Linked DNA regions of Mus musculus: regions 1, 2, 3, 4 and 5 are each linked to region 6. A link is a loop called in an ENCODE intact Hi-C map of the cell type or tissue named here. Cell type or tissue: heart. All regions are shown on one strand. Region 1 overlaps Smg7 (Smg-7 homolog, nonsense mediated mRNA decay factor (C. elegans)). Region 2 has its middle 28 kb from the start of Gm46246. Region 3 overlaps E330020D12Rik (Riken cDNA E330020D12 gene). Region 4 overlaps Smg7 (Smg-7 homolog, nonsense mediated mRNA decay factor (C. elegans)). Region 5 overlaps Nmnat2 (nicotinamide nucleotide adenylyltransferase 2). Region 6 has its middle 9.5 kb from the start of Ncf2.

Evidence for each region. Hi-C counts contacts between places; a loop is a spot of excess contacts. Peaks named below come from ENCODE experiments on the same cell type or tissue, not always from the same donor. Only the 100,000 strongest peaks of a DNase experiment are listed, where the experiment ranks them.
Region 1: a loop joins it to region 6, with 2.1 times the contacts of the local background. A loop is called at or near these places in 7 of 42 quality-filtered maps.
Region 2: a loop joins it to region 6, with 1.9 times the contacts of the local background. A loop is called at or near these places in 7 of 42 quality-filtered maps.
Region 3: it touches region 6 in a loop (7-fold over the local background); 8 of 42 quality-filtered maps call a loop at or near these places.
Region 4: it touches region 6 in a loop (2.4-fold over the local background); 10 of 42 quality-filtered maps call a loop at or near these places.
Region 5: a loop joins it to region 6, with 4 times the contacts of the local background. A loop is called at or near these places in 16 of 42 quality-filtered maps.

Annotation. Positions count from the first base shown.
Region 1 is chr1:152,845,565-152,850,564 of GRCm38, reverse strand. Smg7 (Smg-7 homolog, nonsense mediated mRNA decay factor (C. elegans)) reads left to right here. Exons shown (of 23, transcript NM_001160256.1): 13 at 571-690; 14 at 1,549-1,831; 15 at 4,302-4,446; 16 at 4,970-5,000. Among named protein-coding and RNA genes, the nearest start is that of Ncf2, 48 kb to the right of the region's middle. In heart, no CTCF peak of the experiment used is centred here; no DNase peak of the experiment used is centred here.
Region 2 is chr1:153,366,825-153,371,824 of GRCm38, reverse strand. No RefSeq gene overlaps it. Among named protein-coding and RNA genes, the nearest start is that of Gm46246, 28 kb to the left of the region's middle. In heart, no CTCF peak of the experiment used is centred here; a DNase peak (open chromatin) is centred at 2,604.
Region 3 is chr1:153,399,949-153,404,948 of GRCm38, reverse strand. It overlaps E330020D12Rik (Riken cDNA E330020D12 gene), which reads left to right. Exons shown (of 4, transcript NR_033736.1): 4 at 1-763. Among named protein-coding and RNA genes, the nearest start is that of Gm46246, 5.4 kb to the right of the region's middle. In heart, a CTCF peak has its summit at 2,953; a DNase peak (open chromatin) is centred at 2,998.
Region 4 is chr1:152,837,083-152,842,082 of GRCm38, reverse strand. Smg7 (Smg-7 homolog, nonsense mediated mRNA decay factor (C. elegans)) reads left to right here. Exons shown (of 23, transcript NM_001160256.1): 19 at 490-570; 20 at 899-1,058; 21 at 1,611-1,781; 22 at 1,903-2,048; 23 at 2,698-5,000. The coding sequence ends at 2,811. Among named protein-coding and RNA genes, the nearest start is that of Ncf2, 39 kb to the right of the region's middle. In heart, no CTCF peak of the experiment used is centred here; a DNase peak (open chromatin) is centred at 3,062.
Region 5 is chr1:153,089,707-153,094,706 of GRCm38, reverse strand. Nmnat2 (nicotinamide nucleotide adenylyltransferase 2) reads right to left here. Exons shown (of 11, transcript NM_175460.3): 7 at 4,166-4,210; 8 at 594-670. Among named protein-coding and RNA genes, the nearest start is that of Lamc2, 94 kb to the left of the region's middle. In heart, CTCF peaks have their summits at 2,098, 2,297 (motif pointing right) and 4,405; DNase peaks (open chromatin) are centred at 1,956, 2,336 and 2,666; H3K4me3 peaks cover 627 bases; H3K27ac peaks cover 884 bases; H3K27me3 peaks cover 241 bases.
Region 6 is chr1:152,788,156-152,793,155 of GRCm38, reverse strand. No RefSeq gene overlaps it. Among named protein-coding and RNA genes, the nearest start is that of Ncf2, 9.5 kb to the left of the region's middle. In heart, a CTCF peak has its summit at 2,783 (motif pointing left); no DNase peak of the experiment used is centred here; H3K4me3 peaks cover 839 bases; H3K27ac peaks cover 2,384 bases.

The DNA.
Region 1 (5,000 bases), 57 kb before region 6:
CAAAGTTTCTTTATATACCCTTGGCTGCCCTAGAACTACTTGGGAGACCAGACTGGCCTCAAATTCACAGATACCCACCTGCCTCTGCCTCCCAAGTGCTGGTATTAAAGGCATGCATTAAAGGTATACAGCCTGTGTATAGTGATTATTTTTTTAATTAATTTATTTATAAATTTAAATAATTATATATATTTATATAATTATTAATTAATTATTTTTTAATTAATCAAAGTATTTAGAAAAGGGGTATTTGGGTTTCATAGCACTTTTTCCTGGCATTGACAAAGACATGGATTCCATCTTAGGACCCCAAACAAACAGAATCTTCAATAATAAAACCTATGGATTATTTTACTTCGTACCTAGAAAGTAAAAATATTAAAATTAGTATGATGAACCTTGATTTTATTTCCTGCTTTGTTTCTTATATTTGGAATATAAATTCAAGCAAATACAGTTATTACATGTAGTCTATAGCCTGTGTGGGAAATATCTTAAGGTATTTACATTTGGTTTCCTGGAAATTTTCTTCAGTATTTAATCTTCTATAATATGCTGTGTCATTTTTAGGAACTTGGATTTTTCCAAAGGCCATCAGGGTATTACAGGAGACAAAGAGGGTCAACAACGACGAATACGACAGCAGCGTTTGATCTCCATAGGGAAATGGATTGCTGATAACCAGCCACGGTATGCCCATGGCCTGCTCCTGCATTCCTTTCAATCCCTTTATTGTCACGCACGTGTGTACTAATGGTATAAAACTATGATGAACTAAGACAGTATTGGTAGCATATCTTGTTAGGAGCCAAGTGGTCATAAGTGTACTTAGTCTCTCTTCTCTCTGTTATCTATTATAAGAAGAATTAAACTTGCCTTTCTTATTTATCATGAACTGCTCCGGTTTGTAAGCATCTGTACTATTTGAATTGGATTGAACATTGTTGTTCTAGTGGGTGATTTGTTTGGCACAGATGTGCCAGTTATTTTCGCTCAGGACAGCAAGGCCATGCTTCCAGCACTAGTTAAAGACAAAGCAACAAGGTCACTAGAACACAAGCTTTGGAGTCAGTTAGGGTCGTGATCAGTTTCTGGCTCTGATCTTTTCTGTGAACCTGGCATCTTCCTGATGGGACATACCCTGTTCAGAGTCAGATACTGTTATTTCTTAATGTTTGTTTTTAAACTCCTGCCATGCTCTGTGCACTTTTGAATACTTGCATGCATAAATAAACTTATACCATTTCTGGGCTTCACTTCATCTATAAGATAAGTATATATACCTCCCTTATAGGCTATGTCAAGGACTTAGACTAGTGTCTTAAATCATGCTCAGTAAGAGTAGCCACGGTTATTAGAAGGGGAAAAACAGGGACTGAATGTGATGTGCTGATGTGAAATATAGTCACAAGAGTCTCAGTAACTGAGTAATACTGTTTTGTTTTGTTTTGGTATAAAAATAGTTATTGAAGCTACACACAACTGAGTTACTTATTTTTGTAGTTTATGGTTTTTTTTTTATATATGAATTTATTCTTGCTTTTTTAGGCTGATTCAGTGTGAAAATGAGGTAGGGAAATTGTTATTTATCACAGAAATCCCAGAATTAATACTAGAAGACCCCAGTGAAGCCAAAGAGAACCTCATCCTACAAGAAACATCTGTGGTAGAGTCACTGGCTACGGATGGGAGCCCAGGACTGAAATCAGTGCTGTCTACAGGCCGAAATCCAAGCAACAGCTGTGACTCAGGAGAGAAACCAGTGGTCACCTTTAAAGAGAACATTAAGCCACGAGAAGTGAACCAAGGAAGAAGCTTTCCTCCCAAAGAGGTGAGAAGGGACTGTAGCAAAGGCGTAACTGTAACTCAGGAGGACGGACAGAAGGACAGCAGCAAGAGGAGAGCTGAGACCAAGAGATGCACCTTAGGAAAGTTGCAGGAAACAGGAAAGCAGAGTGTGGCAGTGCAGGTAAGCTGTATTTGAACTATAAAGCAGGGAGAGAAGGCTCACAAACAAACGGCAAGGTTTCTCGTGTCGTTCATAAAGACCAGTACATTAGCCGTTCCGCAGTCTAAGTGCGTTCTTTTACCTCCTAGGAAGGTATGTATAGACAGAGCTGTGGTAGATGGCGACTTTATCAATTGAAGGAGGTCCTGTGTCAGTGAAGTTCTCTTTAAGTGCTCTGTACAGAGTTGTATTTTCCTTTGGAAAGTATAACTACCAATTAATATTACAGAGGAGTTTTGGGGTTTCAGAGCATCTAGTAGAATTAAAAGTATATCAAAGCTTTCTGTTGTTTTATCTCCTACCCCCTGGAGAGTTCTGCAGGCTGGGTATTATAATAAAATACACCTTTAAACTCAGCACTCAAGAAGCAGAGGCATGTGGGTCTTTGAAGTAAGAGACCAAGTCTGGTCTACACTGTAAGTTCCAAGCTAGCAAGGGCTACATAGTGACCCTATCTCAAAAACAAACAAGGTTCACTGTACAAAGTAAAACTTAACTTTTGTTTTTTGGGGTTTTGTTTTTTGTTTTTTATTTTTGTTTTTGTTTTGAGAAAAATGAAACACCTTTTCTTGACATTGTACCTGTTTGAGCCAGCAGTGTTATACAGTAGTAGTATCCTGGTTCAAAGATTGGTAAAACAACTCAAATCTTGTTTGAGAAAACCACTTCCCAGCTTTTGTAACCCCTTTTTATACCTTTCCAAAAGGGATACTGTTAATTTCTTATAATACAAAAGGATCCTGACTTTTATTAATACCATTAATGTTTTGATGACTCTGTAAGAAGCTGTATGATTTGTTGGTTCGTTTTGACAAATGAAGGTGTTTGCCTTGGGGGCCTCTACTGCAGCAGGCTGCTTATCAGCAAGACCATCATTTCCTTGCCTGATAGAATCGGGGGCAGGATGGCAACGAAGTGTGTGGTTCCCGTCATTTTAATGTGTTTGTTCTGCCAGTGCCCTCCTGTGTGCATGAAGGTGAGAGCACAGCCTTAAGTGTCACCCTTCCCTTTGACACAGGGCCCCTCATTGGCTTAGAGTGCAGCATTAAGCTAGACTCTAGTCATTGACCCTTCTTCCTGACTCCTCCTTGTCACTTACTGGGACCGTAAGTGCTGCAGCTGGTACTTTTGTGTGGATTTGGAGAATGAATTCTCATTTTCATGTCCACAGGCATTTTACTAACTGAGCCATCCTCTAAACTACACACACACATACAGGAAATGGCCTGAAGAGAAGAGGGTATGAAGAAAACAAAAAACACAAAACCCCACCACATTCACTAGACCTGTGTTTGAGGACTAAGCCCAAGCATCTTCTGCATGTCCTCTGCAGTGGCCTCCCAGTGAGACCCATGCTGCTAACACAAGGCTCCTTTTCTCCTCAGTCCTTCTCAACCTACTGGTAGATACTAAAGTAAATCTGGCATACAGGGATGCAGTGCATTCCTGTAATCCCAGCACTCAGAAGACAGGCAGGAGGATTGCTACACATTTGCGGCCCCCTGGGACTACATAGCAGTTTCTAAACTAGCCAAGACTACGTAGCAGAACCTTGCCTTGGCAATACAACACAACAGTTTGCAGACATAGGATTATCATGCTCTTTTTCTGAAACTATTTTCTTGCCTTTGGCTCAACCTTTAGGACTGCCCATGGCATCTCCTTATTAACTTGATATTTAGAACTTTGGGCCTGTTTGTTGCTGCTGGAAGTATTTTTGTATTTGTTTAAAGAGCCTTAAGATGTGCTACCTAGGGGCTGGCGAGATGGCTCAGTAGTTAAGAGCGCCGACTGCTCTTCTGAAGGTCCCGAGTTCAAATCCCAGCAACTACATGGTGGCTCACAACCATCCATAACAAAATCTGATGCCCTCTTCTGGAGTGTCTGAAGACAGCTACAGTGTACTTACATATAATAAATAAATAAATCTTTAAAAAAAAAAGTGCTACCTAGTTAAAAGTAAACCGGGAGCCATGGTATGTCACCTGTGAGATAAGTTTTCATTAAATCACAATTCAGCATGAAGAGCCCTAGCTGAAGGTTGTAGGCATGCCTGTGGGTATGAGCTACCTCACTTGTAAACAAATGATTTCTATGTTCCTTTTCCTTATTTTTCTGTGATAAGAGAGCAAAATAATTGTATTAGTAAATGAAAGCCCTTGTTTCTTTTTAATTTTCTTATATTAATATAGATGGACATCGTAAAATTTTAATATTTTTCTTAAAGTAGGTGCTTCTTTCTAATACATGGGCACCAGGTTTTTATGGTTAGTTTTGGTTCTGTTGATTATAGGTAAAATCCCAGACAGAACTAAGAAAGACTCCAGTGTCTGAAGCCAGGAAAACGCCTGTCACTCAAACTCCAAGTCAAACGAGTAATTCTCAGTTCATCCCCATCCATCACCCTGGAGCCTTCCCTCCTCTTCCCAGCCGACCAGGTAAATACACATTCTTCTGTCTGAGGCCTTGGTGCAGGGCTTTCTGTTCACTCACTGGGTACTTTGTAACCTTGGGGCAGTGTTCCTAAGCTGAACTATAAAGCCTCCCTAATGGTTAAGGGGCTCTGGTTGCGTCATTTCTCTGTAGTTAACACACTAGTGCTACTCAGTTACTATGAAGATTCCTCCATGCTGTCATTAAAACATGAAAGTATCTTTGGGGGGCGGGGGGGGGGGGTGGCGATGTTGAGACAGGGTTTCTCTGTATAGTCCTGGCTGTCCTGGAACTCAATCTGCAGACCAGGCTGGCCTCGAACTCAGAAATCTGCCTGCCTCTGCCTCCCAAGTTCTGGGATTAAAGGTGTGCGCCACCACGCCCAGCTGTATTTCTTAATGTCATGTTAAAGACCTGCATGGTTCATTGTTACTTTTTATAATATGTAAAAACACCCTCTTCTCAAATTGTACACCTTTCTTTTGTCAAGTTTCTTTAGAACTAAAGCTGTGTTCTTCTGTTTTAAAGGATTCCCGCCCCCAACATATGTTATCCCCCC
Region 2 (5,000 bases), 580 kb before region 6:
CTGTCCTGGAACTCACTTTGTAGACCAGGCTGGCCTCGAACTCTGAAATCTGTCTGCCTCTGCCTCCTGAGTGCTGGGATTAAAGGCGGCAGAAGCCACAAAATTCCTTTGTAAGTCTTCTGAACTGAGCCTGTTGTTAGGTACTTACCATGGGAGCTTCCTCGCCAAGATAGAGTTACAATGTTGCCTAATATTGACAGGAGCTCTTAAGTGTGTGTGCTCTCCCATGACCTATGTCTCTGTCCCTTTCAACATAGGGGCTCCTAAAGCTCAGGCTGGCCCCTAACTTACTACATAGCCAAGGATAACCTTGAACTTCTGGTCTTCCTACCTACATCCTCTGATTTCTGGGGTTACAGCATGTGTTCCTCCTGCCCACCCCTCTGAGTGCTGGGATTACAGTATGTGTTCCTCCTGCCCACCCCTCTGATTGCTGGGGTTACAGCATGTGTTCCTCCTGCCCACCCCTCTGAGTGCTGAGGTTACAGCATGGCCTGTGTACCACCATGCGTGTTTGGAAAGTACTCGCCCCACCGAGCTAACATCCCCAGCCCTGAGTGTTCATTTTGACCCCTGAGTTTGGTGTGGATTGATTTCATTCCTACTGTAAACCGTGGAAGTCTCAAGTCAGTGCTTGCCAAGGAAATAAGTACACTGGTGGGTAGGGGAAGGAAATGTCATTGTTAAACGTCTACGACACGTATTTAACACAATGGAAATGCTTAAAAAAGAAAACCTTAAGAATATATAAAAATAAGCTCATTTCCTCTGAAATCCTTCAAATCATTACTTCCTCTATGAAAAATTCAGCCAAGGTATATTTAGAAAATAGGATTACCCAATTGGGCTTTATAAAGAAACAAATTTAGGGAAAACCAAATATGACCAAAAGGCAAAGTATGAAATCTCAGATAATTAATATATTGTTATATTAAAGTTTTTGCTTTTTTTTTTTGTTTTTTTTTTTTTTTGGTTTTTCGAGACAGGGTTTCTCTGTATAGCCCTGGCTGTCCTAGAACTCACTTTGTAGACCAGGCTGGCCTCGAACTCAGAAATCTGCCTGCCTCTGCCTCCCAAGTGCTGGGATTAAAGGCGTGCGCCACCACACCCGGCTATATTAAAGTTTTAATTTAACTTTTAAAATAAAAAATTTATATTAATAGTAATTAAGCCTGTGAAGTACATGCTATATGTTATGATACATACAAAAATGATAAGGGGAGATGTGTGTGACGGCACACCCCTGTAATCCCAGCACTTGGGAAGTTTAGGTAGCCATCTCCTTAGCCCCTGAGCCCACACCCCCCAAGGTATGGTCTTGTGCTATATAGATCACAAGTGACTGTAACCTACAGACTATCTAGCTGCAGGGCATAGGTCAGTCAGTAAAGCAGTAAAGTACTTGTGTTATATTCACAAGGATCTGTGGATCTGTGTTCAAGCTCCATAATGAAGGAGGAGGAGGAGGAAGAGGAAGAGGAGGAGGAGGAAGGAAGAAGAAAGAAGAAGAAGCAACAGCAGCAGCAGCAGTTTGGTAGCATGTTCTCTTAATCCCAGCACCACTGGGAAGGACTCTTGAGGTTTACTGCTTGAATAATTCTAGGCCAGTCTCTGAGCCTGTCTTAAATAAAAAGGTGGACAGTGCCTGAAGAAGATCATCTGAGATTATCCTTTGGACTCCACATGAAGCACACACACACACACACACACACACACACACACACACACACACACACACATTCACCACACCTCTGCCCCCAAAACAAAACCAAACCCCACATACATACATGGACACACAACAGAGAGATAAAACACTGGGGTGGGGGTGCATATCTAGTGAGAAGAAAGTCCAGGGATAAACCCACCCATCACGTAAGTTAAACTCCACTACTCTTAATATGATACCTATTGTATACTGGAAGCAGAACAAAGGTTTACATTTTGGTTACTAGTGCTACAACGCTGGTTTCGTTCTCTACCACTTTCCTCTAGTGCCCTTGGCTTGTGCTAGTGTGGATTTGTTGCTGCTTCTGGAATAAGCTAAACATGGAGCAGAAGCAAGAAAACAACAAAATCAATCAAATAATAAAAACCATTAATAATGATGGATGCCTCACTATCAAGGAAAGGTAGAAAATGGACCTAAGAGAACACTTCGTTGTTAGAATGGAATTAAAGGGTTAATATGAGCTTGTAGGTTTGCCATATAGGTAATATACACATAGATGATAGGTAGATAGGTAGGTAGGTAGATAGATAGATAGATAGATAGATAGATAGATAGATAGATAGATATGATCCATGGACAGATAGATGGATGGATGGGTGGATGGATGGATGGGTGGATGGGTGGGTGGGTGGATACACGGATGAATGGATGGAGTGATGAAGGTATAACATTTCCTAAGTCTGGGACATCTCCCCCAAACATTCAGCACACATCCAGACAATGTCTTCTAAACGTCACCTTCCGCTAAAAGGAATTAGGACTTCTTATAAAACTGTCTGACTCCGGGCTTGCAGCCGTGAGGAACAAGATAAGCCTGGAATGTTTTATTGTGCTTAAAAGGAAGGAACTACTCAAAAGATGATGTGGGGCGGGGTGGGAAGAAGGCTCAGTAGATAAAGAGTTTGATGTGCAATTGGTGGAAGAGTGGATCCCAGCACCCACAGAGCAGCCTGTCTATAATCCCTGTGCTGAAAAGCAGCTGGCTAACTAGACTGCCCAAGTTTGTGAGCTCTGGCATTCCGTGAGGGATTCCATCTCAGTAGATAAAGTGGAGAAGGATTGAGGATGGTACCTAAAGTCACACTGTGGTCTCTACATACAAATTCATTCCCCTTACACATGCAAACACAAGACCCCTCACAAACTCAAAAATAAATAGAAATGGAGACATGTCAATGAAACAACAGTAGCAGCAGCAGCAGCTACAATAACAACAACAACAAACCCAGAGGTTTTGGTAAAGCTTCATTCAGTGTTGAGCATCTCTTCACACAATACTTAATGCTAGAGGGAGAAATCACGAGTGTCTGGTAGAGAAGTTTGTATGACGTCACCTAAGTCAATGATCAGAGTCACACGGATTAGATGGACAGTCTCTGCTGCCAATAAGCGTGGCTTTGGAACAGGACACACACAAAAAAGAAGGAAAGGAAAGAAGGAAGGGAAAAGGAAGGAAATGGGTTACATGAAAAACAACCATATCACAACAACAACAACAACCACAGCAACAAGAAAACCTAGGTGCAGTGACACGTGATTTTAATCCCAGCTCTCGGGAGGCTCGGCAGACAGATCTCTGAGCTAAAGGTCAGCCTGGTTTACATCTGAGTTCCAGAATAGCCAGGACTACATATACATAGAGAGATCTTGCCTCAGAAAACCAAAAACCAAATTAGTGTTTGCGAAGGACAGATGGCAAGATGAGTACAAATAATTGCTTTAATTTGGTCTCAACAAGGCAGGCTTAGCAGGTTTAACACGGAGTGTTGGCAGCCAGTTACCAAGAATGTATTAGAATGTATTTAGGTCCGTATTTCATTGAGGAGGAGTCAGCTAGTTCTCTTCTTTTTTTTTTTTTTTTTTAATGTCTTCAGGTTTCTTCCATTTTCTGGCTTCAGGCTGGTTTTCTTTTGGCTGTAAAATAGGATTTTTTTTCCTTATCAGGAAGTTCTGGTCTGAGTAGAGGAAGCACCTGCAGTCTACATCAAAAGAGTATTATCAACCACTGAAAAAGCCATTTGTTAGAGGGGACTGTCAGCTATGCTCTTTGTGCCAGAGAGTGTCACCACATGGGCATTTATGTCTTAGGAGGTGGACACCAGGCTGCCTACATCAGAGGACGTTTTACTTTATAAGGCCCCTGGATTGGAGTTAAAGATGGTTCTGAGCCACCATGTAGGTGCTGGGAATCAAACCAGGTCCTCTGCAAAAGCAACATGTGTTATAAATCACCAAGCCACCTCTCCAGCCCTAATAGCATCCTCAGTATGGCTTCTAGGGTAAAGCTGGCACTAAGGTGGCCAAGGCAAGAAACTGACTGCAAGTTCAAAGCATGCTTTGACTACCCAGTGAATTCCAGGCTAGCCTGGGCTGCAGAGTAAAAATCGTTGTCCTAAGTAAAACACAACAACCACCACAACAAAGCAAGCACAGAGAAGTCACAGGTAGGCAGGATGGGTCATTGGGTAGGGGCCCTTGCTTTCAGATCCAATGGCCTGAATTTAATCCCTGGGACCCACACTGTAGAAGGAGAAGCTGACTCCTGGAGCCATCCTCTGACCTTATGTGTGCTGTATGGCTGGCATGGTTTGACAGATCTCAAATGACCAAATTGCCTCTCCTGGAAGAGACCTATCTCATCTACATATCTCAATTCTCAAAGAGCTTCATGAAGCTAACATGAGGAACAGAAATGCGTGCCAAGCCACCAGCAGTGAACCCAGCCATGCTCTCCAGGGAACTCTGAAGAGGATAGCGTTGGCTCACTTGCCTGCTGTGAGAACTGCTCCACACATGGCCCGTTTGCATCCAACCTAGGAGGAAGTTCCTTCACTGCCTGCCCCCACTTAAGGACATGCCTAGGCCAGCTCTCAGAACCTCTCAACAACGAGAGAGCATGCTTGAGACTTGTCCAGAAGAAGCTTGGTCTGTGTAGCCAAAAATACTTTTAAAAAATGCTTTAGCAAAGCAAGCCCAGTGGTCCAAGCTACTCAGGAGTTTGAGGCAGGGGGATGGCAGGTTTGAGGCTACCTTGAGCAACGTAGCAAGACCCTGCTTCAAGAACAAAGGACAAATGAACAACAAACAACCCACAGGGGAGGTAGATGGTGACTGAATGAGCGGCAAATTATGACAATTTAAATATGTGAATTAGCTCTTATGAATGTGAATGCAAGGGGCTGGTAGAGGTTGTTAGATGGTAGAGGGTAAAGCTTGGAATATAAATACAAGTAATTTAATTTTAAAAGAAGTTGTTGGGCCAGCAAAGTGG
Region 3 (5,000 bases), 610 kb before region 6:
CATGGCTTAGTGGGTAAAGGTGCTTGTTAAGCGAAACTGAAAATCTGAGTTCTATCCCTCTATTCCACATAGAAGGCACTGGATTATGTACACACACACACACACATGTTCCAATAAAGATTAATAAAAAGAAAAAATATAAATATGTCATGGCAACATTATTAGTATCTTAGGATTTATATTGTTGTGGTAAAACACCATGACCAAAAGCAACTGTGGAGGAGAGGGTTTAGTTCAGCTTACAACTCTCAGGTCACTGAGTGAAATCAGAACAGGAACCCAAGGCAGGAACTAGAGCAGAGGCCATGAAGGAAATTAGTTAGGGTTACTCAAAGGAGTAGGGTGGAAGTTTGTGGCCAGTGTCTGCACCACTGAACAAAACATCTCTCCCCCCCCCGCCCCCAAGCATTAAATGCACATGGAGGGCTGGGTCCCCGTGAGCTCCTCCCCCTTCACGACAGGGTGATGATGGTGTTGACCAGTGTGCTCTCTCTGTACTTTCCACTCAAGATTGCAACAGCCTCGTCAGGTAGGGAAGCCCCTCCCAGACTTCCTCTGGCTCTTACACTCATCCTTCTCTCCTTTCAGGATGCTTTCTGAACCTTGGGAAGGTGATATGTATGTCCCACCTGAGACTGGGCCTTCAACAGTCATGTATTCTTATTCTCCCACCCCCCTCCCTAGACAATGTTTCCCGAAGTAGCCCTCGACATCCTGGATCTCTCCTGAGTAAATGGGATTAAAGGTGTGTGCATGTACCACTACCCCTGGGCCAGAATTTATTCCTTTTTTTGCACGGGGTGCGGGGGTGTTGAGACAGGGTTTCTCTGTGCAGTCCTGGCTATCCTGGAACTCACTCTGTAGACCAGGCTGGCCTCGAACTTAGATATCCACCTGCCTCTGCCTCCCAAGTGCTGGGATTAAAGATGTGTGCCACCACTGCCCAGCCCAGAATTTATTCCTATACCAAGTCTTTACAGTCACCACAGAGTGCACAGTCAGAAGATTCTCTGACCAACTGACCCAGTGCTAGTCTATGAACACAAATGTGGTTATTTAGAAGGTAATTAGACAGGCTATATAACTGTTTTGTTTTGTTCTGTTTTGTTTTTTTGAGACGGTTTCTCTGTGCAATAGAGCCCTGGCTGTCACGGAACTCACTTTGTAGACCAGGCTGGCCTCAAACTCTGAGACCTCTGCCTCTCTGGGCCTCTTGAGTGCTGGGATTGAAGGGGTGCACCACCATGCCCAGCTGCCTAGCTTGTTTAGTGGTAACATTTATAGCATGAAGCGTGGCAAGCACCCTGGAGAGCGGACAAGTCTGGAGGGCACTGGGGAAGCTGGATGGCAGACATTTGCAGGGAGGGTCATCCCTAAGAAGACATTTGCCTAAGGATTTGGAGGATGAGGACAGGAAAATGGTGGGCTTTGTCTATTGCAAATATAAAAGGATCAGTTTTCCATCAGCAAGTTATCAGTAGGCACAAAAAAATCCACGAGGACATAAGAAACCACTCCAGTTTAGGGACTTTGGCGTTAATATAGTATTTTATTTTTTAAAAGATTTATTTATTGTCCTATGTGTACTAGCCTGTTTTGTGTGTCAACTTGACACAGCTGGAGTTATCACAGAGAAAGGAGCTTCAGTTGGGGAAATGCCTCCACGAGATCCAGCTGCAAGGCATTTTCTCTATTAGTGATCAAGGGGGGAGGTTCCCTTGTGGGTGGGACCATCTCTGGGCTGGTAGTCTTGGGTTCTATAAGAGAGCAGGCTGAGCAAGCCAGGGGAAGCAAGCCAGTAAGGAACATCCCTCCATGGCCTCTGCATCAGCTCCTGCTTCCTGACCTGCTTGAGTTCCAGTCCTGACTTCCTTGGTGATGAACAGCAGTATGGAAGTGTAAGCCGAATAAACCCTTTCCTCCCCAACTTGCTTCTTGGTCATGATGTTTTGTCCAGGAATAGAAACCCTGACTAAGACACCTATGTAAGTACACTGTAGGTGTCTTCAGACACACCAGAAGAGGGCGTCAGATCTCATTACAGATGGTTGTGAGCCACCATGTGGTTGCTGGGATTTGAACTCAAGACCTTTGGAAGAGCAGTCAGTGCTCTTACCCACTGAGCCATCTCACCAGCCCCATTAATATATCATTTTAATCTCTACTATTTGATAAAGATTTTTAATTTTTGCAACAGGATCTCATGTTACCCAGGCTAGCACCCAACTCACTCCATACCTGAGAATGACTTTGCATTTCTGAACCTCCACCTCCAGAGTGCTGAGCTTATCGGCATGCGACCCCCAAGCCATTGTATTTGGTGCTGGGCATGGAACCCAGGGCTTCCTGAACGCTAGAACAACAGAGCTACACCCTAAGCCCATAAAAATTTGCACAAAGCTTACATTTTCCAGAGAAGATGTAACGAGTGCATGTGGAGAGTTTGGAATTTTGAAGTTTTGTTTGGTGGAAACTTCCTTTTTATTGTTTTGAAGAGGTATACCAGAGAATGTTGGGAAACATGACTTGGATTTATTTTTTGGTTTTCTTTTTTTTCTTTAAAGATTTATTTATTCTTATTATATGTAAGTACACTGTAGCTGTCTTCAGACACTCCAGAAGAGGAAGTCAGATTTCATTACGGATGGTTGTGAGCCACCATGTGGTTGCTGGGATTTGAACTTCGGACCTTCGGAAGAGCAGTTGGGTGCTCTTACCCACTGAACCATCTCACCAGCCCCATTTTTTGGTTTTCTTAATGAAACAGATTTTTAAAAACGTTCAAAAATCTTTCCAATTAGCAACGGATTACTAAATAATCTATGTTTTCCTCGTCTTGGCACATCAGTTTTTTCCTTGCTCTTTATTCTGCCTGGACTCTAACAACTGATATTCCTGGAAGGTGGGATGCTTCAGAACGGCTCTCTGGTACGTGTAGCTCCTGCATCTGACCACACGGCGGCACTGGAGAGCTTTGGGGACTGGTGCAAGCCCCAGTCCCAAAGGGCTGGGCACAGTGAAGCATTCCTGCTCCAGCTCTGACTCAGATGTCTGCTGTGCAAGCTCAGACTTCTAACCTCCAGCTCTTTAACCTGCAGCTCCTGGTTCTGCTGAGGCTTCAGCCTTTGACGGCCTGTGCTGACCCCTCCATACTTGTTTAGCTTTCTCTTTCAGTTCTTTTCAAGATAAATACAGGTTTTAAATCGTATTCTGTTTAAACTGCATAAAAGGCTTGCCCTACTATTTAAGGGCACATGGCACTAGAGAAAGGCAGGAAGGACACAAACTAAATCTCTGACTAAAGCTACTCCAAAAAAAGCTAGCAACCCACGTGGGTCTTCATAGTCGGCGAGTACTTGGATTTCTGTCTTCATGGAAAAGGTCTCTAAGCACACTAGGTAATTAGTCTTGCATGGAAAAGAGCAGAAATTCCTAATAACAGGGAAAACACACAGATGAAGTGGAGAGCCATTGAAGGGCAATTGTCATCAACACACACACAAATATACATACTCACACTCACAAATACACACATATGCGCGCAGGCACATCAGTCATACACACACACAGACACGCATGCACGCTAAATGTTTTGATACAGGCAAACATAACAAGAGGATAGGAAAATATAAGAAGTTATTCAGCTGTAGCCTTTGCAGAGGAGCGGTTGTATCATAGAGAACATGGTTATGAAAGGGAACTTCTTATTTCACCTTATATAATTCTACATTGCAGAAGTACTCTAGAGTAAAACTTTTGTTCAGCTTGTTTTTGTTTTGTTTTGTTTTTCACTTTGAAGCAAGGTCTTGCTAGATTACTTTGCTTTTTCTCAAAGCCAAAACCGTCCTGCCTCAGTCCTCCGAGGGCTGGGATCTGGGGTGTGGGCCACCATGCCTGTCCTCCTGGGAGCTTTCTCTTGTTTCTTCTTCTTCTTAACCTGGTAAAGATATCAGAAAATGAGTTTTCATTACTCTAGCATGTGTATTTATGGCATTAAAAGACGATGTGGACCAGCTGGAGACAGTCTTAGTGACTAAGAGCACTTTCTGGTCATAGAGGACCCCAGTTCAATACCCAGCACCCTCGAGGGACAGCTAGCTCCCAACTGGCTGTAACCCCAGATCCAGAGGATCTGCCCTCTTGTGGTGTAGGGCAGTGGTGGCACACGCGCCTTTAATCCCAGCACTTGGGTGGCAGAGGCAGGAGAATTTCTGATTTTGAGGCCAGCCTGGTCTACAGAGTGAGTTCCAGGATAGCCAGGGCTATATAGAGAAACACTGTCTCAAAACAAACAAACAAAGAAAAAAACCTGAAAAAAAAAAAACCTTTTAGAGCTGGTGTAGATTAATCCCAGCTCTTGAGAGGCAAAGGTAGGAGGGTCTCTAAGTTCAAGCTCAGTCAGGGCCACAAAGTGGGACTCTTAACTAAAAATGTTTTAAATTTTAATTTATGAAAAGGACGACGTCAGCAACTTCAGATTGCCAGATTGTTTATTTCCCCAGAAGTATTGATTTATATTTCCGTGAGCAGATAAAATTCCCAGTGGAGCTGATTTATGAAAGAGAAGTCAGTTGTAGGCAACACAGACAGGAGTAAAATAGAAGGGAGAATGGTGTGAAGAATGCAGAGCCACTGGGAGGTAGAGGCAGAGGCAGGCAGGTCTCTATGAGTTCCAGGACAGCCAGGATTACAGAACAAGACCCTAAGTCATTAGTCACTTTTACAAAGGATTAAAAAACAGCTAAGCAAATTTGTTGGAGACAGTTCTCCACCATCTGGCACTAGGGAGGGAGATAGGAGGGAGGGAGATTCTAGTTTAGTACAAGCTTGATTTCCTCATGTCCTTCAGCTGAAGCATCTGGTGTCTTCAGCCAAAGGGACTCACTCTAGTTGAGGCACAACGGGCAGGAGAAGCAATAACCTTTACAGTTCATGATGCTTCAGGGACCCCTTGGCTGTCTTAGTTAGGGCTTCTATCTCTGTGATGAAACACATAACCA
Region 4 (5,000 bases), 49 kb before region 6:
TATTAACAGCAAGCATTATATCCAGCTTTCTCTCCCCTGCCCCCACCCCCAGTAACTTTTTTAAGACAATTAAATAGAAAATCAACTTAGTATATCATGAAGGCAGCTGCTTTAGAAAACATAAAAACAAAACCAGCTATCAAAATGGATTTGAAAGGCTTTTTAAAGTCAATAATGTTTTAACATTTTAGAGAGTAAAACCTGCTAGGATAATTTGTCCTTAGGGAATTCCTGAGGGTCATATCCAAAAACCAATCCTGGTTCCTGTCAGCATCTCTGCACCAGACCAGATAAACCCAGAAAAGAAGGTCTGATTCACCTGTGACAAGTGGCACTTAGTTGGAGTCATTGTATTATCACAGTGAACACTCTACTAACCTTTCCTAAGTCCTCTACCATGGGACAGGTAGACACATGTTTAAGTGTTAGTTTTTAACTTGAAAGTAGAAGAAATAACCTTTTTTTTCCTCCCTCTACCTGGGACTGCAGAAATCCTTATTGGAGAAGCCTTCTGAGCTCATGTCACATTCATCTTCTTTCCTGTCCCTCACGGGGTTCTCTGTCAATCAGGTAAGCAAACTTTAGAATTTTGTTTTATGTGTATTGTAGACTGGTTTGTCTCTGATGGGGGTAGACTAGTAACCTGTATATCACAAGCTTGAGCCTTTTAAATTTCTCATCGATACTCAATTTCTTAGAGCTTGGTTGACTTTTTTTTTTTTAATGGCCTCAGATAGATAGTTTACATAGAGCAAAATACAAAGTGAAAGAAAGACATGAAAGTGAAAGAAGTTAAAGTCTTGGAGTTTGTCTTACTGAGAACCTTATAGGTCTGCTGAGTCATCCATGAACATGACTTTCTTAAATCTCTTTCTGTGTTGTTAACTTAATCTTTCAGGAAAGATATCCAAACAGCAGTATGTTCAATGAAGTGTATGGAAAAAACCTGACAACCAGCTCCAAGGCAGAACTGAACCCCTCAGTCGCCTCCCAGGAAACATCACTGTACTCCCTTTTTGAAGGGACCCCATGGTCTCCATCACTTCCTGCCAGTTCAGGTATCAACTCTAATACTTAGATTATAAACCTTGCCTTTCCTGTACATCCATATTGACTAAACATTAGTCAGATTCTATAATTAGAAAGTTTTTTATATTATCATATATTATTTCTCTTTTGGAATGTTTTGGGCACTGTTTATATGTTTGCTCGTGTGCCACATGTGTGCAGTGCCCGCTGGGGCCAGAAAGAGGGTGTTGGATCCCCTGGAATTGGAGTTAGAGATGGTTTTGAGTTGCCATGGGGGTCCTGGGAGTCAATCCTAGGTCCTGTGGAAGAGCACCCAATACTCGTAACTGCAAAGTCATCTCTCCAGACTCCTTTTATTTCAGCTTTATAAAGTCTTAATTTATAATGATTCTTAGGATCCAAGGTACAGTCAGTCAGGCACAACAGTGATCAGACAGACTGCTTCATGGTCTTTATTTGGCCTTTTCTCCAAAACCTTCTTATAGTGCTTTCATTCAAATTTTGACTACCACATCTGAAGAAAATGTTAGTTCTTGGTTTGGTGTGGGAAACCCCTATTTATGTTCATAATTATTCAACAGATCATTCGACACCAGCCAGCCAGTCTCCTCATTCCTCTAACCCAAGCAGCCTGCCCAGTTCTCCTCCAACGCATAACCATAATTCTGCTCCATTCTCTAATTTTGGACCCATTGGGACTCCAGATAACAGGGATAGGCGGCCTGCAGATAGGTGGAAAACTGATAAACCAGGTGAGATCCACATTTCTTTATCTACAAGGCAAAGGGGGGTGGCTTGCTCTGATTTTTGCCTGAAGTTTGATATTTGCCACTTACAAAACATTTTGTATTCTTACCTATTGTTATCTCTTAGCCATGGGTGGTTTTGGTGTTGATTATCTCTCAGCAACGTCATCATCTGAGAGCAGTTGGCATCAGGCTAGCACTCCGAGTGGCACCTGGACAGGCCACGGCCCCTCCATGGAGGATTCCTCTGCTGTCCTCATGGAAAGCCTAAAGGTGAGTGCTCACGTGGCTCCTGCTGCAGCAGTGTCTCTGCTTTTATCCCGGATTGAGAGGCGTCTTGAGTGTGTTGTCAGGGCATCCAAAATGCTAGAGCATTTAGTTTCATCCTAATGTTAAATCCTGTTAAGTTTGAGTTTAGCCTTATTTGACTTATTAAATGAGTATGTAAGCTGGGCGTGGTGGCGCAGGCCTTTAATCTCAGCACTTGGAAGGCAGAGGCAGGCGGATTTCTCAGTTCGAGGCCAGCCTGGTCTACAATGTTTTGTTTGCTGGAAACCTTATATTAAACTTACTGTCATGCCATATGAACTTGACTTAAAACATAGTTGATTTGACTTAAAACATAGTTTGGGCTGGACATGTTGGTGCATGTAATTCCAAAAGAGTGGTCGGAGTAGGAGGAATAACCTTGGCTTGGGGTTTAAAAAGTTGTATTCCACTGTTCATAGTGTCAAAATTATCTTAGTTAGGAACTGTCTAGTCTTGAGAGTTCCATGACTTTTAATAGAGCTGAGTTGATTGGCATTTAGAGTGGATTTAAAGGACAAATTTGTCTTTATGGGTGGCTGAGATTTAAAACAAATCCCTGTCAGACAGCCAAAGCATTTGCCTTCTGCTGACAAGTTTTGGGGCTGTTTTTCAGTCTATCTGGTCCAGTTCCATGATGCATCCTGGGCCCTCCGCTCTGGAGCAGTTGTTAATGCAGCAGAAGCAGAAACAGCAGCGGGGACAAGGTGCCATGAACCCTCCACACTGAGGCCACAGGAGCAACCCAGGGAATGAAGGCTCCATAAACCATGGCATGTTGGGTTTGCAGGACTGACCCACACAGTCTCTGCAGGTGGCAGCTCTCTTGTCTGTTTCTTGCTGTCGAGAGGGTGTAAGTGTTCCACCAGCCCGCTGAGTGTGCACGAAATGTTCGCAGTGCAACAAAAAGAAAAAACCATCAGGAACTCTCGTTCCCCCGGGGCTTTCCGGAGGGAGAGAGGAGCTGCTGTTTGTCCCACTCGGTTACTGATAGCACGCCTCTCACCTTCTCCACCGCGCATGTCCCCAACACGTGGGAAGTGGAAGCTGAGAAGGGAAGGCAGATGGGAGAAACCAATAGGAACTTCTCAGTCCTTTTTTCCTCTTTGGGGAATAAAATAGGAATCCATTATGAGTGCTTTGCTGACTGAGAATGTAGTTGAAATTATTCTTAAACATCTTTTATTATTACTCTCAGTAGCAAAATATCACACTGAATTCTTCCATACACAGGCGTATTTCTAGTCAGTGTGGAGCAAAGACAGTCCCGTTTGCTGCTCCTGTGAGAGGTCAGTGGTGACAGGACAGGGAACTGACCTCTTAAGCCAGTGGGAGTGTTTCATAGGGAGGGTACAAGGCCTCTTAGAAGGTTCTGGGAGAGGCCTTCCTCCAGCCTGGAAACTCCAGCAGGAAATGCCCTTCACTCTGTAGGTGCTCGAGCCCCAATAGAGGATGCAGTGTGGGTAGTGCTGCTGGCCTAGACCAGCAGATGGCTGCTGTACGATTTCAAATTCATGTGGTGGATTCCTACACTTTACAGTAGCGTAGCAAGCAGTCTCAGAAGGCAGGCTAGTTCATTCACGGCCTGGAACCCATTTTAATAGGTGGATGCTTTCAGTGTGGTTCTTTTTGTTGAGTTGGTTTTTGTGTCCCCATCCTGCTTCCCAGCCTCTTGCATCAGTCTCCACCCTTTAGCCATATGCTGTACCGTAGTCATTGTTTTCTTCCTACCGTGTACAACATCTCACCACGAAACAGCAGCATGGGGCCAGCACTTGGGGCCCAAAAGCCTGAAGTCTGAAGAGGAAGGAAGCGGCAGTGCAAGCGTCACTGCAGAGGAGCCGGGCTATGCCCAGTCACAGCTCCTGGCCTTCACCTCGAGGATGAAGTTGAAGGCCACAGAGACAGATGCACACTGTGCACAGAAGAAAACACAGCAGATGCCACTTTGGAGAGGGCAAGAGAAAGGAATAAACTCTATTTGATAATTTATATTAGGAGGAAAGAGGACTGAAGATGTTCTGTGTAGGAACAGAAGAACGGACAGCATTTCTGTTAGTCATTTCCTGGAAAAGTAATATTTTAATGGGAAATTATGGAAACAATCTAAATGTCCAATTGCTGTGCTAGGGTAGGGATTATTTTCTGGGAGGTGTGTGTGTGTGTGCGCGCGTGTGTGTCCCACACATGGCTTTCTACTCTCCCAGAGGGCAAGGGCTAAGTGTGGGAAATAGTGTGGAGCTTAGCTGAAGGACAGCTGTAGAGCAAAGCACATCCAGGAGCCCCAGGTGTCACTGGGGTCTGGGCAGCCCCGAAATGAGATGGGGTAAGGTATTGCTCATTGCTCTTCAGAAAGAGTGCTTGAAGCCCCAGGCTTACTCTATTGCTCTTTTAGTTTGACATGGTATTTGGATTTTTTTTCTTTTTTCTTTTTTTTTTTGTTTTTTTGTTTTTTTGTTTTGTTTTTTGGGTTTTGGTTTTTGTTTTGTTTTGTTTTTGAAAGGTCTGAAAGTGAAACCCTTCACTAAATGGCAAAAGAAACTGTCTGTGCTGCTCCAGTCCCTCCCTGTGTCCATCTTTGTCCTCTCCCTGTCCCTTCCCTGCTACCTTCACCCAGTTTGTGTATGTAAGCTCTGCATTCAGACAGCTGCAGCATTCCGAGGTTGGAAATGTCACTGATTCTTGCACCTTAGACCAGCCAACAGGTTTACCAGTTCCCTCCCTGCAGTACCCACTTCCCAGCTATAGCCCCAGTCTGCATGAGAATTTGGTGTTTGGAATGTTTATGACTCTCTCGGCGGGGTTCCTCGCCTTGCCATCCTCACTGTGGGGTAATGAAGAAGGGGAGGAGAATCTTCATCAACTGGTTTTGTGTAATAAACTTTCGTGTTTTGTTTTGATTTGATTTGATTTGGGGTT
Region 5 (5,000 bases), 300 kb before region 6:
AGAGAGAATGAATAAACCAGCAGGAGAGAACAGCGTGTGTGGAAAGCAGGGGACTGGCCATCCGAGTCAGAACTTCTGAGTGGCTTAGGTTTAACTGCCTCTTTCCCTTAAGTCAAATCGGTCATCTAAAGGATGCCTCTAACCAGAGATCCCCCTCTGGACCCCCATTCTTTTGCTATGGGGAGACTGGGATAGTAGTTACTATCCCTTCAAAGGCAGCAAAGGAAAACAAGCCACACCTATAACCTCCGAAGGGCAGAATTTCTTCTTGATCCCTCCCCTCATGTCTCAGTGACCTCAGCATGCACACCCCAGGCAGCGCTTGGAACAAGACATTCTATAACCCGGAGTGCTTTTTTCCCAGGGTTCCCCAGGGTGAGGATGAGGAGGAGGGTGAGGAGACAAAGGCTGGGGTAGGTGAGAACTTTCCTCCATGGTCATGTGAATGAATTGCCCTCTTGGGAACTTTGAAGAGGCAAGAGATTCCAGTCTGTGACTGTTGGGGGGAGACAGAAGCCAAAATCAAACATGCCTCCCCCATGCCCCCACCCCCACCCCAAGCTGCTTGTAGATTTGGGAATATGGCTACTCACATCTGCCTCATTCCAGAGTCCTGGGATGCAGAAAGACTCCAGCAGGTCACTACCACACAGCAGCAAGATGCGCAGCTCTGGGGAGGGAGAGCAGAGGTGGCACACAGCATCAGAGGAGGATCTGGGTACTAGCTCTCAGCTTTCTACCCTCAAGAACACTTAAGTCTGCACTCTTAGAACTGTGGGGCTCAGGTCGCCTTGACAACACCACCCCAGGGTATCCATAGTTCAGCACCCCCAACCCAACCTCACCACCACCACCTTCAGGGCTAGCGCAGGATGGCTGGGCTCTCTAACAGCAGCCAGCTACATACGTTGGCATAAGGACTCGGAGCCCCTCCCCCACCCCACTGTTACTTTCCTTTTCCCACCCTTCCTTTCTGAGACTGTAGCCTAGGCTGGCCTCAAACTTGCTATATAGCTGAGGTTTGAACTCTTGGACCCTCCTGTCTCAGCCTCCCTAGGGCTGGATAACAGGCACTTATTTCTGTGTTCTCTCCACCTAGAGTGGGCCTCCTTCAACAAGTGCTAACACGGCAGGGATGGGATGGAGGGAGACCTCTGACTGTGAAGATGGAGTATCCCAGTTGATCAACTGTGCGCTCTCTTTCTGAGGACGTAGCCTTCAGCAAAGGGCTCAGGAAGCAAGGCTGGGGCCACCTCCCCTTTACCCGTGGTGCTCCATGCCTGTCTTGCTTTTTTTTTTTTTTTTTTTTCCTCCTCCTCATTAAGCCCAATTTGAATTATCCCATTGAGGCTCATTGTCATTTAAAATTGGTAGCAAATGGTGAGATTCAACTGAGTGACAGGAAAAGAATCTAGAGATTCTTGACATTCCTCAGAGTGTCCTACATCTTAGTGCACATCTTAGGCTGCCCAGGTTTCTGCCTTATCCAGCGTGTTGTATCTGAGACAATGAGACCGCTTGTGCAGAGCTGACCACTAGTCTTCCAGACACGGCTGCTACCATGGTCCCTAAGAGCCCGGGGGCTTTGCCTGACGTACACCCCAGGGCTGGGCAAAGGCTTTCAGATGTTGAGCTTGCCCCTGAGAGTCTCTAGATGGGATTGAGGCAGAAGAAAGTAGCCAGCATCTATCTCATTGTCAGAAGAAAGTAGCCAGCATCTATCTCATTGTCTCTGGTTCTTCCCTCAGGGAACACAATGAAGACTGAGAGCTTATGTTATCTCTTTGGCACAGAACCTTAATTTGTCTTTCTACCCCCAGGGCCTGGCAGTGACTGGCACCCAGAGGGGACTCAGACATGGTGAGTAGTTAGGCCAGCAATTGATGTGGTTGCAGAGCTAAGAGGGCTGCCTGAGAGATAGCCCCCGGACAGTTTAAGGGCGATTTCACAATGTCTGAATGTCATGCTTGGGAAGAGGAGAACTGTGTCACTGGCATCTGGTGGATTGGACACTGCTAAGTGGCATCCTACTGTGCCCAGGGCAGCTCCACAACACACAATGCCTGCCCCTAAATGCTGGCAACACCAAGGCTGAAGACCCTGAACTGGGATTTCCATTCTTATGCTAGGACTCACACTCTTGCCTAAGAATAATATGAGACTTAAAAAAAAAATAGGCTAAAGCCCAGAGAGGCAGAGTGAAACCTCTGACTCACCCCACCCCGCCCCACGCCCGGGACCAGTGCAGATGTGCTTATTGGTAATGGCCCTGGTAGAGTCTGTGGTCCCACATGAAGCCACTGGAGGGCAGCAGTGATTTCCATATTTCCAGTCCACAAGCCCTTGAACTGGGAAAGCCATGAGGGAAGCAACCAACTGCTGAAAACAGAATGGGCTCACTGATGCTAGGAAAGAAAAAAAAAAAAAAGATGGATTTTCCTTGTGGTGTGCAAGGAGCCTGTGAGTACCAGGGCCTTGCAGGACTTACTCACTTTGCCCTCCACTGGGTCTGCCTCCCTCCGCTGGTCATCTTGACCCAGGGCCAGCAGTCAGGGCCAGTACTCTCCCTCCACACTCCCTGCTCAGGAATTCCAGCTATGTGTAGCCCAGTGGCCCATCCCAGTTCCCACGGTACACGGAGGCAGCTGCCACCTGTATTGCTGTGAACCTGGAGTCTGTCTGTCAGCAGGGGCATCATGGCTCTCCTTTTCAGAAGCCAAGAATTCTTCATTATCCCTCCCTGTCAGACACGGGGATCCCTTTCCCTTCCAGAAAGCAAAAGCAGTCAGAGGAGGCTAGCCAGACTGGGGAGCCAGAGGGGATTTCCCCCAGCAGAGACAGCAGAGCCTAATTCAAGCTCTCGGGGCGGGGAAAAGACAAATTACACTGAAAAATCCTAGGACTGTTCTGAGCTCTGCTGGACTGAGACAGGCAGCAGGGTGACAGTTCCTACAGGGGACTGCAGGGATGCAGAGCTTAGAGCTTAGAGCTTAGAGCTTTGAACTCAGCGCTGGCTGCTTTGCCTTTGGATCCTCTGGGCTTACAGAACTTGCTTGCTTTGTGGCGATTGGCCAGAAAGCCAGGTGCCCACTCTCCTGGAGACTTCAGAGCTGACAAGCTGATGTGTAAAGGATGTTAAAGTCTAAAAGGTAAATAAGAGGTGAGGCTCTTGAGTTGCTTTGGTTCAACGAAGTCTAACTGTGTGCTAACTGCACTCCATTCTCACTAATGCCTCTGCCAATTAGTAACCAGTTGTCAACATTTTACAAATAGTTCTAGGAAAGCAACAGGAATAGCCCAGGCACGACTACATCTCAAAACGTTATCACATCTGCTGGTTATCATGGTACTTAGACACACCAGCCATCTTAAGATCACAGCAGGAGCCCAAACCCGAGTGCTCCCTCAGAAGAGTATCCACAAGGTATCTGACACATCTTTAGAAGTTAAATCCGATCTGGTTGGATACCAAATTGCCTCTCCTTCTAGACATCCACCAACTTGACCCTCCTCATCATCTTCGGCCTCCAACTCCACTCCTGCCTGCCTCCGCCATGCCTTTCCAGCTGCAGGCACTTGGGTTTCCCACCTGCCTTTCACTCTGGAACCCTGGGAAGGCTTCATCTTGCTGATTTGTTGATTTACCCAGCTGTCAGCTCCTTCTCTCCCACTGCCCCCAACAGATGTTTGTAATCAGCTTCTACCTACTCTGGGCACCAGGGTCTCACACAGACAGTGGGATAGATACCTTAGCTTCAGCCAAGGCTGCAGGCAAGCCACATGGTGGCTTTCAGCCAACCCTGGCCTCCTTCTCTTCCTTAAAGCATTGAAAAACCTGAAGCGGCCTTGTTTGTCTGCAGTATCAGTAGGCAAAACCAACGGTCTCTCTCACTGATGCTCGACTTTCATTCTTTTAGATGAGGGAGGGGAGGCTGTGAAGGGAAGATTGATGGCTGATCTACTACTGGGGAGTGAGTCTAATGGGGAGATGTTCGATAGGCTCTAGGTAAGATTATGATCTTACACTCCAGAAGGAACATTCTGACCGTAGACCTGGCTGTAAACCCACTCCAGGTCTCAAGCCTCCACCCTTCCTGAACTTGCTGCTCCCAGGTGACTGGAGGCAAGAGGCTCCAAAAGTCCCCACTGTCAGAGTTCAACTCACCGATCTCCTCATACCGCATCACTGTGCCCAGGTTGGCGTTCTCATCTGTGGGGATAAACGGGAAGAGGACAGATGAACAGGAGAGAGAGGGAGAGGGAGAGGGAGAGGGAGAGGGAGAGGGAGAGGGAGAGGGAGAGGGAGAGAGAGAGGGAGAGAGAAGAGCATTAGGGAGCTGAGAGCCTCCTCAGTGATAGAGGCTGGGGTAAGATGAGGAAAGATGTATCAACTGACAGGAAGCATCCTCGCCCCCAGCTGGGCAGACCCTTGTATTTCTGGGATTTTCATAATTAGACCATCTCAAGGGGAAACCAGTGACAGACACAGTCACGTTGAGTGCTTTCTATATCTGTACCCCAGGAAGGCTGCCCTCAAGAACTGTACCCTCAGAACCTGGGACACAGAATTTGGGGTCACAGGAGGTGGCCTCCTCCCACTCCAGTTGCTTCCTGATTTAAAGAACCAGCAAATTTGGCATGCTGAGTCATTTCCTTGGTGGGATGTCACAAAATATGGAAGGATCATGCCTCTGGCATCTTGTTCCTGGTGTGTACTGTCTGCATGGAGGTGCCCAAGGTACACACGTGTGCACACACAAATCTATAGGTGAGCCGCCTTGTCCCTGCCTCTGCCTCCTCAGCTGTCTCTTAGTTTCCTCTCAATATGCCCCAAACTGGAACCTCCAAAATGGCAGAAGGCAGCCGGAGTTAGAAGGGGAAAGTTCTCACCCAAGCTGAGTCTTTGAGGAGCACCAAAAAGATAGTGGGAGCCCAGGGATGGCTCCTGTGTGTCCACTGGAGGGACAGGCACTGCCTGAGCAGATCTGTAGGATCCAGGA
Region 6 (5,000 bases):
TCACTGTCTGCTAAACAGTTATAAGAATTTCTAACCTGCAGCTTCCTTGCCAGATGGTAATAATGCCCTTATGATGGAAAAGTCGAACAAGCGAACAAGTGATCTTTTGTCCCCGGAGCCCTGATGCTCTGTCCTGACATTCCCTTCCTCCTACCCCATGCTGGTTTGAGCTAAGAGCTCACAGTGTGCTGGTCACCACCCCCTCAGCTGGCCCCAGGAACTCTCAATTGCACCTCTGTCCAAGCTGCCAGTCCCGTTCTCTGAGGCACACTGGATCACAACAGTTGGCTGTGTAACCGTTTCCTCTTGGGGGTTCTTAGAAAACAACACTTAGCAGAACAGTTATGCGGCAGTCCGATGAAAGCCGTGGATGGCGATACTCTGTTTAGGATCCTTACACGATGCCCTTTTTAAAAACACAAATCTCTGGAGTTGGTACTTTGGGATCAATTTTTCCTGCATCCCCCCTTGCTTTGGATTGTATGCTTGGAGGGAAAGCGTCTCCTTCTTCCAGCATGGCTGTCTTGATCTCCATTTACACCCCATACACACTCACTGGGACATAAAATCCTGGGAGGAAGATGAAGGGAATGAAATACATATATTTTTTAAAGATTTATCTATTTATTTTATGTATGTGAGTACACTGTAGCTGTACAGATGGTTGTGACCCTTCATTTGGCTGTTGGGAATTGAATTTTAGGACCTCTGCTCGCTCCGATCAATTCCGCTCGCTCAGACCCTGTCTGCTCCAGCCAAAGATTTATTTATTATTATAAATAGGTACACTGTAGCTGTCTTCAGACACACCAGAAGAGGGCGTCAGATCCCATTACAGATGGTTGCGAGCCACCATGTGGTTGCTGGGATTTGAGCAGTCAGTGTTCTTAACCGCTGAGCCATCTCGCCAGCCTGAAATACATATTTAAGTTTTTAATATTTATTTGGCGTGGAGGCAAAGGAGGCACACGGAGAAGTCAGGGGATGGTTTATGGGAGCAAGGGGGTTCTGGGAATTAAACTCAGGTCATCAGATTTGGTAGCTCCTCTATCTGCTGAGCTATCCTACCAGCCTGGAATGAAGTGTTTCAAGTCTTGTCACTAGCAGGGCAAGGATTCATATTAAAAAGCCACTGTAGGAAGATGGAGAATTAGCTCAGCTATTAAGAACATTTGCATTTGCAGAGGACCTGGGTTCAGTTCCCAGCGCCCACACAGTGATTCACAAACATCCATATCTTCAGGTCCCGGAGATCCAACACTCTCTGACCTCATCAGGCTATACACGTGGTGCACATATACACATGCAGCTAAATTACTCAAACACATAAAATGTTGTAAATACACATCAACAGCTTCTTGAAAAGGAAGCTGTTGTAGTGTCTCGGGTAGGGATAACGATGCTGGAATAGTGCGAGAAGAGAAGCTGAGTGTGGCTACCCGGCAACAGGGGGAGGAGGATGTGGACCCCCAACTGCCCTAGCAAGTGCAGCGCTAGTCCATGTAAACTTGCACTTTTACATTGCTACTAAAGTCATGCTTCTGGCTCTCCCAGAGCACAGAGCTGAGGCTAGCTGCCATGGCCATTGTTGTGGTTGTTGCTGTTGGTATTTCGTCTCTGAGAAAATGTCCCTGGGGCCTGAGAAGAATGAGGGCAACACAGGACCATAACTCTTCAGAGAGGGAGGAGAGGAGATCAAAGGCTTGGGTGAGGTCACTGGCGGAGCTGGGCAGTGAATGGGGGATGAGAGGGAGGCAGTGAGAGGTTGGAATGTGCTGAGGTGGTAGTGGGAGCTAAGGAGACAAAAGAGGGACTGCTTTCCCCAGTAATCTTTGAGATGCAAGGGAGTGTTCCCCACATTTTGGAGAGTTTGACGCTCCAACAGGTGGGGCTGGCACATCACCCCTGATCCCGTTTCTCCCTTACTGTGGGCCTCAGGCAGGTTCAAGAGTCTGAAATGTTCCTCTCCATGTTATCTGCTCCTTCCTCCTACAGAGAACGGAAGCAGCTACTTGAGGCGAGCCACAGCTCAGATCATGGAAATCAGTATGCAAGCCCAGGAGAACTGCAGGGTGAGTGTCATGATAAGAGACTCCCGGGAATTCTTTCCAGGGGTGGTGTGGTATGCACTTCAGACCCAGGGTCCAATGTTTAGATGTGGAACATGCCTCAGAGGCAGTGAAGACAGATGTGAAGAGAGCAGTGACCAATTTAGCCGTCTAAGGGCTCCCCAGTAGGTGTGCAGATGAGGGAGGGGCCAGCTAGGGATGTAATAGGGCAGAGGTTTAGAATTCCTTCGGGGCAGCAGGAAGCTGGTGCGAACTCTCCCAATACCAGTTCCTCTCCGAAGGCTTAATGTACTTTGTGGGCATCAGTTCATTGTTTCTAACAACAACAACAACAACAACAACAACAACAACAACAACAACAACGCTGATAACCAAAGAGCTTTCCCCAACGAGCCTTGGAGTCTGTAACTTGTTCAAGGTTTGTGACCTTAAATATGGCTGGGACCTGTCAGCTTGCAAAGCTGGCGCTCTGTGAAAGCGAGCGAGACGGAGAAGACCACTCCCAAAGCACTGCACCCAGTCACGCTATGCTGTTTTCCTTAATAGGTCAGTTTGTCAAAGGCAATTCAGCTGTAAACCCGTTTTATTTCCCCTAATAAAAAACAAACACTGCCACCTGGAGGGATGGCTTAGCGATTAACACCACTTGATGGTCTTGCAGAGGACCTGCCTGGTTTCCAGCACCATTATAGTAGCGCAGACTATGTCTGTAGCTCCAGTTCCAGGGGATCTAATGCCCTCTTCTGGTTTCCTTGGACACTGCATGTACGGAATATGTATAGCTACACAATGACGGGCAAAACGAAACGTTCATGCACATACAATTGGAGGAAAAAAAAAACAGAACAAAACAATAAGCACTGAGCTAGCAAGATCACTTAGTGTTTAAAGTGTTTTCCACACAAGGAAGAGGACATGAGTTCAAGTCCTCAGAAGCCATGTAAAGCCGGGAGTGATGGCGCACGCCTTTAATCCCAGCACTCCGGAGGCAGAGGCAGGTGGATTTCTGAGTTCGAGGCCAGCCTGGTCTACAAAGTGAGTTCCAGGACATCCAGGGATACACAGAGAAACCCTGTCTCGAAAAACAAAACAAAACAAAAAAACAAAAAAGAAAAAGAAAAAAGAAAGAAAGAAGCCATGTAAACAGCTGGATGTGGTGGCAGGACTTGTCTGTAATCCCAGGAGAATCCCTGGAAGTTTGCAGGCCAGCTAGCCTGGCAGGCAAAGCCACAAGCAAGAGACTCTGCCTCAAACAAGGTGGAAAGTTAGGATCGACATTCTAGGTTATCCTCTGATTTCCAGACCCCTTCTCTCTCTGTCTCTGTGTCTCTGTCTCTCCCTGCCCTCCCCCCCATTAAAACAACACCACAAAGCAACCAACATCCAAGCTACCAACCAACACACAACAACAACACACCAACATGAAGCTCTCTCATGAATGATGATACTGTAGCTAGGGAAGGGGATGATGTGGCTTATAGAGATGTCAGTAAACTCTGACCCTGCCCTAAATGACTGAAGTTCTTCCACTGATGCTGTATAAGAGCTGCTGTTTCCTCTGTACATCTGGGAGTCAGCATGACCTCTGCAGCTGGAGTAGAGAAGGTTGGGAGCTCCTGAGGTCAGGAACTCGACTGGGGTGGGTGCCAGATGGGTATGGGGTGGGTATGGGGTGGGTATGAGGGGGAGAGTAGGATATGGGGGGTGATAACACATACCTGATCCCCAAGATACCTCCTGCTTGATTCACAGCCTTCTGACAGTTTAGTTTAGATAAACTAGAAATGTTTCTTAAGGGGCTGGAGAGATGGCTCAGAGGGTAAGAGCACTGACTGCTCTTCCAGAGGTCCTGAGTTCAAATCCAAGCAACCACATGGTGGCTTACAACCATCTGTAATGAGATCTGATGCCCTCTTCTGGTGTGTCTGAAGACAGCTGCAGTGTACTTACATAAAATAATAAATAAATCTTTAAAAAAAAAAAAAGAAAAAAAAAGAAATGTTTCTTAAGCCCATCATCTCAAGCAGGGTTCTACAAATGTAAATTAATGGAAAAATAAGCAAAAGTAGCCAGATTGGGTAAAAAAAAAATGCCTGGAATCATTTGGATTCTTTGTTTCCTGATTAAGCTGTGGTAGTTCAGCCTCCACAGGATCTGGCTCCCTTGGTCTTACACTGTTTCTTGTTTTTGTTTTGTTTATTTATTTTAATGTGCATTGGTGTTTTGCCCGCATGTATTTCTGTGTGAGGGTGCCAGAAGCCCTGGAACTGAAGTTGCAGACAGTTGTGAGTTGCCGTGCAGACACTAGGAATTGAACCAGGATCCTCTGGAAGAGCAGCCAGTGCTCTTAAACATTAAGCCATCTCTCCAGTCCCTGCCTTACACAGTTTTAATCGAAGAAAACAGGGATTGTAACTCCAGCTCTCTGGTTAGGCCCGTCGCTGAGCCCAGGTACCTTCTCCAGGCCCACAGGGCCACTTGAAAGGTTTCAGAACTCTTCCTTGGTTTGGGCTGGGGCACTGTGGCAGACACAGAGGTAGTGGGACAGTTTATCCTTGCTGCTGGGATTAGGGTTAGGTTCCTCCTCCCTCCCCTGATTATCCTGGAATCTGCAAACAAAGCTCCACAGAGGTCAGAGGTCAGAGGCCAAAGCCTCTTGGAACAAACTCAGATTCTCAGATTCTCTCTGCTTCAGCAGAAAGCAGGTGACTCTCTGGTCCCTTCGGGACACATCTCTCCCATCTGCTGCTGCCCACTGTTCTCAGATAAGTGCTCACTCTGGCTTCTGATTCTTTGTGCAAAGGCCTGGGTACCAGTAGTTGGAACACAGCAGGGGCTGGACTCCTAGAGTCCAGGAATGGTCCTGCTCTAGTCACTACCAGGAAATGCCGTTTTTACAGAGGGTCCTGTTTGTCCCCAAGGTTAATAGTT